3 separate regions of the Homo sapiens genome follow, and all the other regions are linked to region 1. Evidence: chromatin contacts called from ENCODE Hi-C or POLR2A ChIA-PET data. All regions are on one chromosome and are shown on one strand. Each heading gives the region's core, a stretch centred on a gene start or an enhancer-like site at or near the end of the contact. The rest is flanking DNA. Distances are from core to core; before and after follow the strand shown.

Region 1 (3,366 bases), core at 598-3,097:
AGCTCAGAGTGGGAGCTTCCTGGCTCTCCAGGGCCTTTGGCTTTTGGGGACACTGTTTTGGTTGCCCAGAGGCTTTTTGCTTATTTCTTAGTTACTAAAGCTGTGTTCTTGGCTGAAGTTTTTAGAAAGTACAGTCGCTTGTATATTTTCCCAACTCTGGAGCTTTATATGCATCAGTGTATGCCTCTTCGGTCTTCGTTGTTCCATAACTTCATTATCATTGCCAAAAATATTAGGTGGACTGTTGTTTGCATAACCTTAGAATCACTCATCACAAAGCACTGAGATTCAGACTGCTGAGCCCTTGGATTGGGGGCAGTTATTTCTGTACCTCAATTCTACTAAGTAGGATTTAAAGCAGTTACTGTAAATGTTTCTTAATACTGATGTAACTGGTCTTGATTTTGTGTTTTTGTGTGAAAGCCTTTCACATACACTTTCTAGGTCAATTTAGCATGTATGAGTAGGTTCACTAGTGCCTACGTGAGATGCTTAGACCTGTGGTTTTTATGTCATCCTCCAGCCTTCTGCCCAGTTTCATGTCACAAATTTTTTTCTGTTTTCAAGGCTATGAGGATGCCAGGAGTAAGTGAAAACATATTTTAGTTTCCATTTGTGGTCCTGAACCATTTCCACTTGTGGCCAGACATAGGTCTTTCTCAGCTGACAAATAATTATTGAGAAAAGCAGCATAAACAGTCTAGGTTCACGAATGTGCCAGGAGCTTTTCTCCCTGTGGCCAGAGTTAGACTCATTGTGGGTCCTCAAGCTGAGTCTTCTTAGTAGATTATTGACTGCGTCTGTGGAGTCCTCCTGCCCCGGCAAGCAGCCTACACCCTCCGCACCCTCCCTTTCTACTATTCTGTGGCTGATCTCGCATTTATAAAAAAAGAAGTCAGGCTGTAGACATGTTAACTATGTAAATGATTAATTATCCATAATTGCATTTAAAGACCTGTGGCATAAACTTCAGCTTTCACAGAGACTTGAAAATTAAGAGGCACAACCTTAATCCCTAAAGTGTAAGTGAAGCCTGTGCAGGAGCCATTCATTTAGTGTTTGGCGTGGGGAATGTGGCTTAATTCAATGGTTTTATTGTTTTTTTATTTTTCTAAATTAATGTATTAACATTATTACCATTTGTTTATTCCTTTTTAGAAGAATATTCTATAATATTTTGCCTTTGAAAAAATCTTTGTTAAGTGAAGGAATGTTGAATACTGGAAAGTTCCAAAAATGACCTACCTCAGCCTCTTCTGTGACAGCGAAAGAAGCGAAGGACGCAGGTCCGCCCTGCCTCGTGTAGCCTGTTTTTACTGCAATAATAGCACTGCTTATTTCTCCTAGAATAGTGTTTTTTATGTGGTTGTTGCTGTTCATAAAGCATAGGCAAGTTAATCATATTATACTGGTTGTTGATTTTCAAAACCTCCCCTGTGAATGCATTTTAGATTTTCCAGACTGAGCAAATGTCATCCCCATCAGCTTTCATTTAGCACTGTGAGTGTTTTCATGGATGGGGATTTTTTTGTTAGTTTGTTTACATGTGTGTCTTTCCTCTTTTCTGAGCTGCTGGCTCCCTCCTTTCCTCCACCCACCCTCATCCCCTAGCCCCAAGTTAAGAAAAGACAGTGTGCTTGCTTTGTCACTGCAGCGGAAAAAGTCCCCGTACCCATTGCTCCCACCAGATTGCCTGTCCTAAACTGCCCCAGTAGCAACATTCTAGGGTAGGGACATCTTCCTAGAACATGGGTTTATGTTAGAATCCTCATGCTGCTACTTGCTAGGGAAGTGGCCTAGAGAAACATACTGAACCTCTGGATTTCATTTCCTCATTTTTAGTACTCTGGCTGTGGAAGAGAGGTGTGTGGAATGATGAAATCATAAAGACCTAACACAGTTCCTAGCACACTGTGCACTGCTCAGCAAATGTTGCGACCCCCTCCTTTCTTCCATGTGACTCCAGGGCTGGCGCATAATTCCTGGAACATTGTAGTTTCAGAAAGTGATGGAAAGAGGGAGGGAAGATTGGTTCAATAACTATATTTCCTTCTGAAAATTAACTAGACCTTTCTCTCAAGCCCTACCCTCTGCAGTTAAATTCTTTGTCTTTTCCATTATCCCTGAATTTTGCTCCCGTAAGACCATTCAGACAAATTTTAGCCTCTCTGGTACCTAATAGCATTATTTGAAATGATAATGGCCAAATAAAAATAAATATTGTGCTCTTAGTTTCAATTCTAGTTTTTTAACATTTACATGTTTCATATATATTGACTTGGCACTAGGTTATCGATGATGGAGGTATAAATGAAAATGTATTGACATTTGTGAATTATGGTTATAAGAAATTTTTCTTTTCTTTTTTTTTTTTTCTCTTGAGACAGAGTCTCACTCTTTTCGCCCAGGCTAGAGTGCAGTGGCGTGATCTCGGCTCACTGCAACTTCCGCCTCCTGGGTTCAAGAGATTCTTCTGCCTCAGCCTCCTGAGTAGCTGAGATTATGGGCACACACTACCATGCCCGGCTAATTTTTGTATTTCTTTTTAGTAGAGACAGGGTTTCACCATGTTGGCCAGGCTGGTCTCAAACTCCTGACCTCAAGTGACCTGCCCACCTTGGTCTCTCAAAGTGCTGGGATTACAGGTGTGAGCCACCACGCCCAGCCAAGAATTTTTTTTTTTTTTTTTAAGACAGAATCTCGCTCTGTCACCCAGGCTGGCGTGCAGTGGCGCGGTCTCGGCTAACTGCAACCTCCGCCTCCCAGGTTTAAGCGATTCTCCTGCCTCAGCCTCCCAAGTAGCTGGGATTACAGGTGCGCGCCACCACACCCGGCTAATTTTTGTGTTTTTGGTAGAGACAGGGTTTCACCGTGTTGGCCAGGCTGGTCTTGAACTCCTGACCTCAAGAGATCTGCCCACTTCAGCCTCCCAAAGTTCTGGGATTACAGGTGTAAGCCACTGCACGTGGCTAAGAAATTTTTAAATTTTGTTTTGAACATATTTCGGCAAGGTCTTTCTCACTTATCTTAATAGTCGAAATAATTAATTAAAACTATATGAAGAATTTTAAGATTTATTCCAAATACTTTTTTCCTTTCTCAGTTATTTTGACAGTTTCTTGTGATGTATAAACAGATATTTTGCATAGCAAAAGACTTTGATATCTAATATTGTTCTTCATGGACTGGAATTATTTAATTAGCCTGAATGCAGTCTAACTTAAGTAGGCTTTTTATATAGTTATTATAATGGCTATATTTGAAAAGTATGCTTTGGCATAGTAGAAACTGCCAGATGCAATGCCATTTGATCTAAAAAGGTCACGGGAAAAGGGACATTTAAATTAAGTTATAAATTACAATTGA
Region 2 (3,776 bases), core at 1,250-3,749, 310 kb after region 1:
GTTATCTGGCTCCTGCAGACCTCCCGACACCCGCCTCTTGCTACCCCTACTCCAGAGACATTGACTTTCCCTCCAGAAACATGCCAGGCTCATTTCATTTCCGCCTCAGGCCCTTTGCACAAGCTGTTGCCCCTGCCTAGAAGGCTCTATCTTACATCTTTATGTGGCTGGATTCTTCTGTCATTCGGATCATACTTTGAGCGACGGAGAGATACCTCTGCCTTTCGTCTAAAGTAACTGTACCCTGCAAGATCTAGCTATTTGCCAGTCTGCCTTTCATCTCTAGAATGTAGTGGAGCAGGAACTGAAAGGGTCTTGTTTGCTGCTCCGGCATCCAGAGCAGAGCATGTATTGGGTGCTCAATAAATATCAGCAAATGATGAACAAATGTTGAGAGGAGAGAGGGATAAAGATGTTTGAGAATGGCTCATCGCATGTGATACGCCATGTGATCTGCCTATATTTGTCATCAAAGCCTTTGAGTCAGAGTTGTGCTTCTTTTAGGTGTATCACTGTGCAAAAATCAAGTTTTATCCAAGTTACATTTTATTTAGAATTTTTGTAATCTAGAAAGCTACTGATCTCCATAGATGTTGGAGTGCAAACAGTTTCTCCAAATTCTTATGATCTGCACTTGAGATTAATTAGGATTCTTTTGTTTACCTGCTGGGAAGCCCAAGATTATATGAATTTCTTTTAAAATTTTAAAATTATTTTTTACAGAGACTGGGTCTCCCTATGTGGTCCAGGCTGGTCTCAAACTCCTGGGCTCAAGCGATCCCCCTGCCTCAGCCTCCCAAAGTGCTGGGATTACAGGTGTGTGCCACCGTGCCTGGCCTTATGTAAATTCTAAAAACCTAAATATCCTTCTTTACAGATTCCTAAGCCATTGATCCCCAGCTGTCCCACCTCTCTAGGGTTTCTCCTGCAGCTTTCTTGCCCTCTTCACCTTCCATGTCCAGGAGCCTCAAGTTTGCCACCATTACAGGAGTCTTTAAAAACGTAGATATCGGCCGCAGTGGCTCACACCGGTAATCCCAGCACTTTGGGAAGCCGAGGCGGGTGGATCACCCGAGGTCAAGAGTTTGAGACCAGCCTGGGCCGGGTGTGGTGGTTCACACCTGTAATCCCAGCACTTTGGGAGGCCGTGGTGGATGGATCATGAGGTCAGGAGATCGAGACCATCCTGGCTAACACAGTGAAACTCCGTCTCTACTAAATATACAAAAAAAATTAGCAGGGCATGGTGGCAGTTGCCTGTAGTCCCAGCTACTCGGGAGGCTGAGGCAGGAGAATGGCGTGAACCTGGGAGGCGGAGCTTGCAGTGAGCCAAGATCACACCACTGCACTCCAGCCTGGGCAACAGAGCAAGACTCTGTCTCAAAAAAAAAAAAAGAGTTTGAGACCAGCCTGGCCAACATGGTGAAACCCTGTCTCTACTAAAAATACAAAAATTAGCTGGGCGTGGTGTTGGTCACCTGTAATCCCAGCTACTCGGGAGGCTGAGGCAGGAGAATCACGTGAACCTGGGAGGCAGAGGTTGCAGTGAACCATTGCACTCCAGCCTGGGCTACAGAGCAAGACTCCAACTCAAAAAAACAGCTCAATTCTGGACAGCCCCATGCCCATGCCCACCTGCACGACAGAGCACTCTCAATGGCCAGGCACTATCCTGGGGCCTTCACCTGCCCTTGCCATGTTGTCACAATTCTACAGGTGAGCATGTGGAGGCTGACTTCAGCACAGTGTCTGTCACTGGTAGACTGTGGGGCAGGGATTTGGGATTAAGCTTCTTGAGTCCCAACCGGATGCCCCTTGACCATCACTTTATGCTGCCATTACCGGGGAGGTTCAAGCGAGGACAGTGCTGAGTGTCCGAGAGTGTCCAAGCTCCTGACCCGCTCCTGCAGTGGGAAGCCCTGGTTGGGCCCCAGTGTCTCCTGACAGCTACCCTCTGGGCCTCCTGGCCTGCCTGGATCCCGCTTCTTAGAACAAAGGTGAGACTGGCCACCTGCTTGTTTGTACTCGGGACAAACTGTGTACACGGCCTGGTCCATAAAACCCCCTGAGCTCCCTGCTGTTTACCTGTCCTGTCTCCCCAGGAGGCTAATGGGAGGCGAGCTGGTCTCTGTCCTGGAGCTGCCCCTGCCCTGGCCATGCCCTGGCCGCATTTCTGGATCAATGGCCACTGACCAGAGGCCTGACTGTGCCACTGACCTACACGTTGGTGCCACTTCCCTGAGGGGCTCATATGTGGACGTTTCATGGAAGGGATAGCCCCTCCACTTTTTTGATGAAGTTGAATTTAAACAGGATGAAACTTTGGCCCTTGTCACTTTTTTTTTTTTTTTTAATGTTTTTAATTAAATTGCCTGGGTCACTGACACCCTGGAGAGACTAGGAAATGCAGCGTTGCAGTTTGTTAATGATACACCATCTGTTTGTTCGCACTGTGTGGTCACGTGATCTTTGCTCTGCAGAACATCCTGTCTCACTGGCCTAAACCAGTTTACGGCTGAAATGCTTAGGATGAATGCCAGAAAATCTCTCTCTTTTTCTTTGTCTCTCTCTCTCTTCCCTCTCCTTTTTCCCTCCCTCTCCCTTTCTTTCCCTTACCCATTTTAAGATCGGCTATTAACCCCAAACTTGTTGGCAGAATTTGTATTAACTATTTATGACACTTCATCACCCGGTTCCATTGCAGTATTGTAGCCTGACTTCTGAGCCAGTAAGGTGGCCATAGCTCAGACAAATGGGGGAAATTTCAGGGTCGGGGTGGGGAAAGCCCATGACAGCTGGCCTTTGAGGGCAGCATCACCCAGCCACAGCTCAAGGGGAAGCGTGGACCCCCCAGGGCAGTGGAGGGTGAAACCAGGGAGCCCCTTCTGACCCATCACCAATGGTCTCATTGTGACTCATTTTCTTTACCCCTACAATTCATGATCATTGACTCATCTCACATGATAATTAGATTAAATCCATGAAGAGTGCTGCATCCTAGGTATTTTGTTGTTGCTGTTGTTGCGGCCCAGGCTGGAGTGCAGTGGCGCGATCTTGGCTAGCTGCAAACTTCACCTCCCAGGTTCAAGTGATGCTCCTGCCCTAGCCTCCTGAGTAGCTAGTATTACAGACACCTGCTACCATGTCCAGCTAATTTTTGTATTTTTAGTAGAGGTGGGGTTTTACCATGTTGGCCAGGCTGGTGTCAAACTCTTGACCTCAAGTGATCCCCCTGCCTCGGCCTCCCAAAGTGCTGGGATTACAGGCATGAGCCACCATGCCCGGCCCATCCTAGGTTTTTCTTGTTTTTTATTTTTTTGAGACGGAGTTTTACTCTTATTGGCCGGGCTGGAGTGCAGTGGTGTGATCTTGGCTCACTGCAACCTCTGCCTCCCAGGTTCAAGTGATTCTCCCCACTCAGCCTCCCAAATAGCTGGGATTACAGGCATGTGCCACCACACCCGGCTCATTTTTGTTTTTGTTTTTGTTTGAGATGGAGTCTCACTCTGTTGCCCAGGGTGGAGTACAGTGGGGCCATCTCGGCTCACTGCAACCTCCGCCTCCCAGATTGAAGCAATTCTCCTGCCTCAGCCTCCCAAGTAGCTGGGATTACAGGCGTGCACCACCATATCCAGCTAATTTTTAGTAGAGACGGGGTTTCACCATGTTGGTCAGGCTGGTCTCAAACTCCTGAGCTCTTGATCCGCCCGCCTTGGCCTCCCAAAGTGCTGGGATTACAGGCGTGAGCCACTGTGCCCGGTATAATTTTTGTATTT
Region 3 (3,772 bases), core at 1,142-3,641, 480 kb after region 1:
TGCTCCCCAACTCAAGACACGACTTTAGGCCAGGGACGGTGGCTCATGCCTGTAATCCCAGCACTTTGGGAGGCCAAGGCAGGCGGATCACAAGGTCAGGAGATTGAGACCATCCTGGCAAACACAGTGAAACACTGTCTCTACTAAAAATACAGAAAATTAGCCGGGCGTGGTGGCGGGCACCTGTAGTCCCAGCTACTCCGGTAGGCTGAGGCAGGAGAATGGCACGAACCTGGGAGGCGGAGCTTGCAGTGAGCCGAGATTGCACCACTGCACTCAAGCCTGGGGAACAGAGTGAGACTCCATCTGAAAAAAAAAAAAAAAGATAGGACTTCAGCGTAACTGTGATTCCAAAACTGTACAAAGACAGTACAAGAAAGGAAAGTTTCAGTTCAACTTTACCCATGAGATGTAAAAACCCTTAAATTACATACTTATCAAATAGAACCTGGTAATGTATAAAAACATAATGACCACATTGGGTTTACTTCAGGCATGCAAGACTAGTTCATTAGAAAATCTACTGACATAAGGCTGGGCGCGGTGGCTCACACCTGTAATCCCAGCACTTTGGGAGGCCGAGGCGGGCAGATCACAAGGTCAGGAGATGGAGACCATCCTGGCTAACACGGTGAAACCCCGTCTCTACTAAAAATACAAAAAAATTAGCCAGGCGTGGTGGCGTGCACCTGTAGTCCCAGCTGCTGGGGAGGCTGAGGCAGGAGAATGGCATGAACCCGGGAGGCAGAGCTTGCAGTGAGCTGAGATCGCGCCACTGCACTCCAGCCTGGGCGACAGAGCGAGATTCTGTCTCAAAAAAAAAGAAAAAGAAAATCTACTGATATAATTCACCATGGTAATAGATTAAAGGAGAAAAGCCAGAAGATGTCACTGATGATGGAAAACCATTCAATAAATTTCAACATCTACTCATGACAAAAACTCTTAGCAAACCAAGAATGGAAAGCGTACTTTATTTATTTATTTATTTATTTATTTATTTATTGTATTATTATTATTATTTGAGACAGACTCTAGCTCTGTCACCCAGGCTGGAGGGCAGAAGAAAGGTCAGAGAGACTTGAAGGGGATCCGGACAGGCCACCACAGAATATGCGACTTTGACATAAAGATTATTTTGAGCTGAAGGCAATTGAGAATCAACAGATCCAGAAAGAGTTCTCTGCCCTCCCCCTTTTTGCCTAAAAGCAGGTCATAAATTTGATCACACCAGTGTACTCCAGCCTGCGTGACAGAGGAAGACCCTGTCTCTTAAAAAAGTAAATAAGTAAATAAAAGTATCTGTATTTCTATATACCAGCAACAATCAGAAAACAATTTAAAAAAGGAATTAACAATGAAAAAGAAAGGAAGGAAGGAGGGAAGGGAGGGAGGGAGGGAGGAAAGAAAGAAAAAGGAGAAAGAAGGAAAGAAGGAAGGAGGGAGGGAGGGAGGGAAGGAAGGAGAGAGAGAGAAAGAGAAAGGAAGAAAGAGAGAGAGAGAAAGAGAAAGAAAGAGAGAGAGAGAAAGAGAAAGAAAGAAAGAGAAAGAAGGAAAAGGAAAAAAAGAGAAAAAGAAAAGGAAAGGAAAGGGAGAGAGAGAAAGAAAAGGAAAGAGAGAAAAAGAAAGAAAGGGAGAGAGAAAGAAAGAAAAAGAAAGAAAAGAGAAAGAAAGAGAAGAGAGAAAGAAGAAAGAAAAAAAGACAGACCTAATAATACCAACAATAAATCCAAAAGATGTGTAAACGCTTAATGGGGAAATTACAAAACTTTATTGAAAAACATTAAAGTTGGCTTATGCGTGGGTCAACCATAGTGGCTCACGCCTGTAATCCCAGCACTTTGGGTGGCTGAGGCAAGTGGATCACTTGAGGCCAGGAATTCAAGACCAGCCTGGTCAACATGATGAAACCCCATCTCTATTAAAAATACAAAAGAATTAGCCAGGCATGGTGGCACATGCCTGTAATCCCAGTTACATGGGAGGCTGAGGTGGGATAATCGCTTGAACTCGGGAGGTGGAGGTTACAGTGAGCTGAGATCGCGCCATTGCACTCCAGTCTGGGAGACAGAGTGAGACTCTGTTTCAAAAAAAAAAAAAAACAAATCATATCAGCAGCAACAACAAAAACCCGATTCAAAACTGGGCAAAGTGCACACTTCAGTAGCACATATACTAAAAATGGAACAACACAGATTATTAGCATGGCCCCTGGAAAAAAAAATTTAATGGGCAAAGCACTTGAATAGACATATCTAAGATGTACAAATGGCCAATAAGCAGATGAAAAGATGCTCCACATCATTAGTCATTAGGAAAATGCAAACCAAAACCACAATGAGAATGACCATATGATTCAGCAATTCCACTTCTGCGTGTATACCCCAAAGAATCGAAAGCAGGGTCCGGAAGAGCTGTGGACACCATGTTAACAGCAGCATTATTCACAATAGCTAAGAGGTGGAAGTAACCCAAGAATCTATAAAGGGATGAAAGGATAAGCAAAATGTGGAACATACATACACTTAAATTTTATTCAGCCTTAAAAAGGAAGGAAATTATGGGCTAGGGGCAGTGGCTCACGCCTGTAATCCCAGCACTTTCAGAGGCCAAGGCGGGCGGATCATTTGATGTCAGGAGTTTGAGGCCAGCCTGAAGAACACAGCGAAACCCCGTCTGTACAAAAAATACAAAAATCAGCCTGGTGTGGTTGCGCGCGCCTGTGATCCCAGCTACTTGGGAGCTGAGGCAGGAGAATCGCTTGAACCTGGGAGGCGGAGGTTGCGGTGAGCCAAGATCACACCACCGCACTCTAGCCTGGGCAACAGAGCGAGACTCGGTCTCAAAAAAAAAAGGAAGGAAATTCTAACACATGCCACAACATGGACGTTGAGGATGATTTGCTAAGTAAAATAAGCCAGTCACAGAAAGACAAATACTATGTGATTCCACGGAGAGGAGGTACTGAGGGTACTCTCATTCACAGAGAGAGAAGGTGGAATGGTGGTTGCCAGGGGCTAGGGGTAGGGGGAAGGAAAGTTAGTGTTTACTGGATACAGAGTCTCAGTTTTACAAGATGAAAAAGAGTTCGGGAGATGGATGGTGCTGATGCTTGCACAACGGGATGAATGTATCTAATACCACCGAACCGTATACTTAAAATGGTTAGGATGGTACATTTCATGTTGTATGTATTTTACTGCAATAAAAAAATTTAATGGGGGAAATCCATTAATAGAGGAATGCCCAGGAGTTTGAGACCAGCCTGGACAACATAGTGAGACCCCATCTCTACAAAAAAATACAAAAAAATTAGCTGGGTGTGGTGGCATGTGCCTGCAGTGCCAGGTACCTGTAGTTCCAGCTACTGGGGGTGAAGGGGCGGGCAGCTGAGGTGAAAGAATGGCTTGAGCCCAGGAGGTGGAGGCTGCAGTGAGTCTTAATCGCACCATTATTCTCCAGCCTAGGTGACAGAACAAGACTCAGTCTCAAAAAAAAAAAAAAAAAGGTTAAATTACAGTGTGGTTATACTATAACATTCTGTTCAACCATTACATAAACAAAGTGGACTTGAACATGAGCAGATTTCTAAGACATACTGTTTCAAAAAATTCAATTTGCAAAACAATATACTCAATAGGATCCTATGTATTTTATTTTGTTTTTATTTATTTATTTATTTTGAGATGGAGTTTTGCTCTTGTTGCCCAGGCTGGAGTGCAATTGCGTGATCTCGGCTCACTGCAACCTCCGCCTCCCGGGTTCAAGCGAT

What was found. Hi-C counts contacts between places; a loop is a spot of excess contacts on that map. ChIA-PET counts read pairs that join two places held with the same protein, here RNA polymerase II (POLR2A). Pooled maps may share reads with other maps.
Region 2: a pooled map shows a loop between it and region 1 (4-fold over the local background). The contact joins two enhancer-like sites. A Hi-C loop is called at or near these places in 1 of 37 single-sample maps with no recorded cell type and 2 of 50 pooled maps. POLR2A ChIA-PET finds 5 or more read pairs at or near these places in 1 of 52 experiments (HEK293).
Region 3: a loop to region 1 is called in a pooled map, with 8 times the contacts of the local background. The contact joins two enhancer-like sites. A Hi-C loop is called at or near these places in 3 of 50 pooled maps. POLR2A ChIA-PET finds 5 or more read pairs at or near these places in 2 of 52 experiments (AG04450 and activated CD4-positive, alpha-beta T cell).

The regions. Positions count from the first base shown.
Region 1 is chr1:8,474,697-8,478,062 of GRCh38, reverse strand. The region is part of intron 10 of RERE (arginine-glutamic acid dipeptide repeats); the gene reads left to right. Among named protein-coding and RNA genes, the nearest start is that of SNORD128, 19 kb to the left of the region's middle. Within about 2 kb of position 1,847, at least 3 of the 41 ENCODE cell types and tissues checked have a DNase peak (open chromatin) inside an H3K27ac peak, as active enhancers do.
Region 2 is chr1:8,168,619-8,172,394 of GRCh38, reverse strand. No RefSeq gene overlaps it. Among named protein-coding and RNA genes, the nearest start is that of LINC01714, 38 kb to the left of the region's middle. Within about 2 kb of position 2,499, at least 26 of the 41 ENCODE cell types and tissues checked have a DNase peak (open chromatin) inside an H3K27ac peak, as active enhancers do.
Region 3 is chr1:7,992,855-7,996,626 of GRCh38, reverse strand. No RefSeq gene overlaps it. Among named protein-coding and RNA genes, the nearest start is that of ERRFI1, 32 kb to the left of the region's middle. Within about 2 kb of position 2,391, at least 3 of the 41 ENCODE cell types and tissues checked have a DNase peak (open chromatin) inside an H3K27ac peak, as active enhancers do.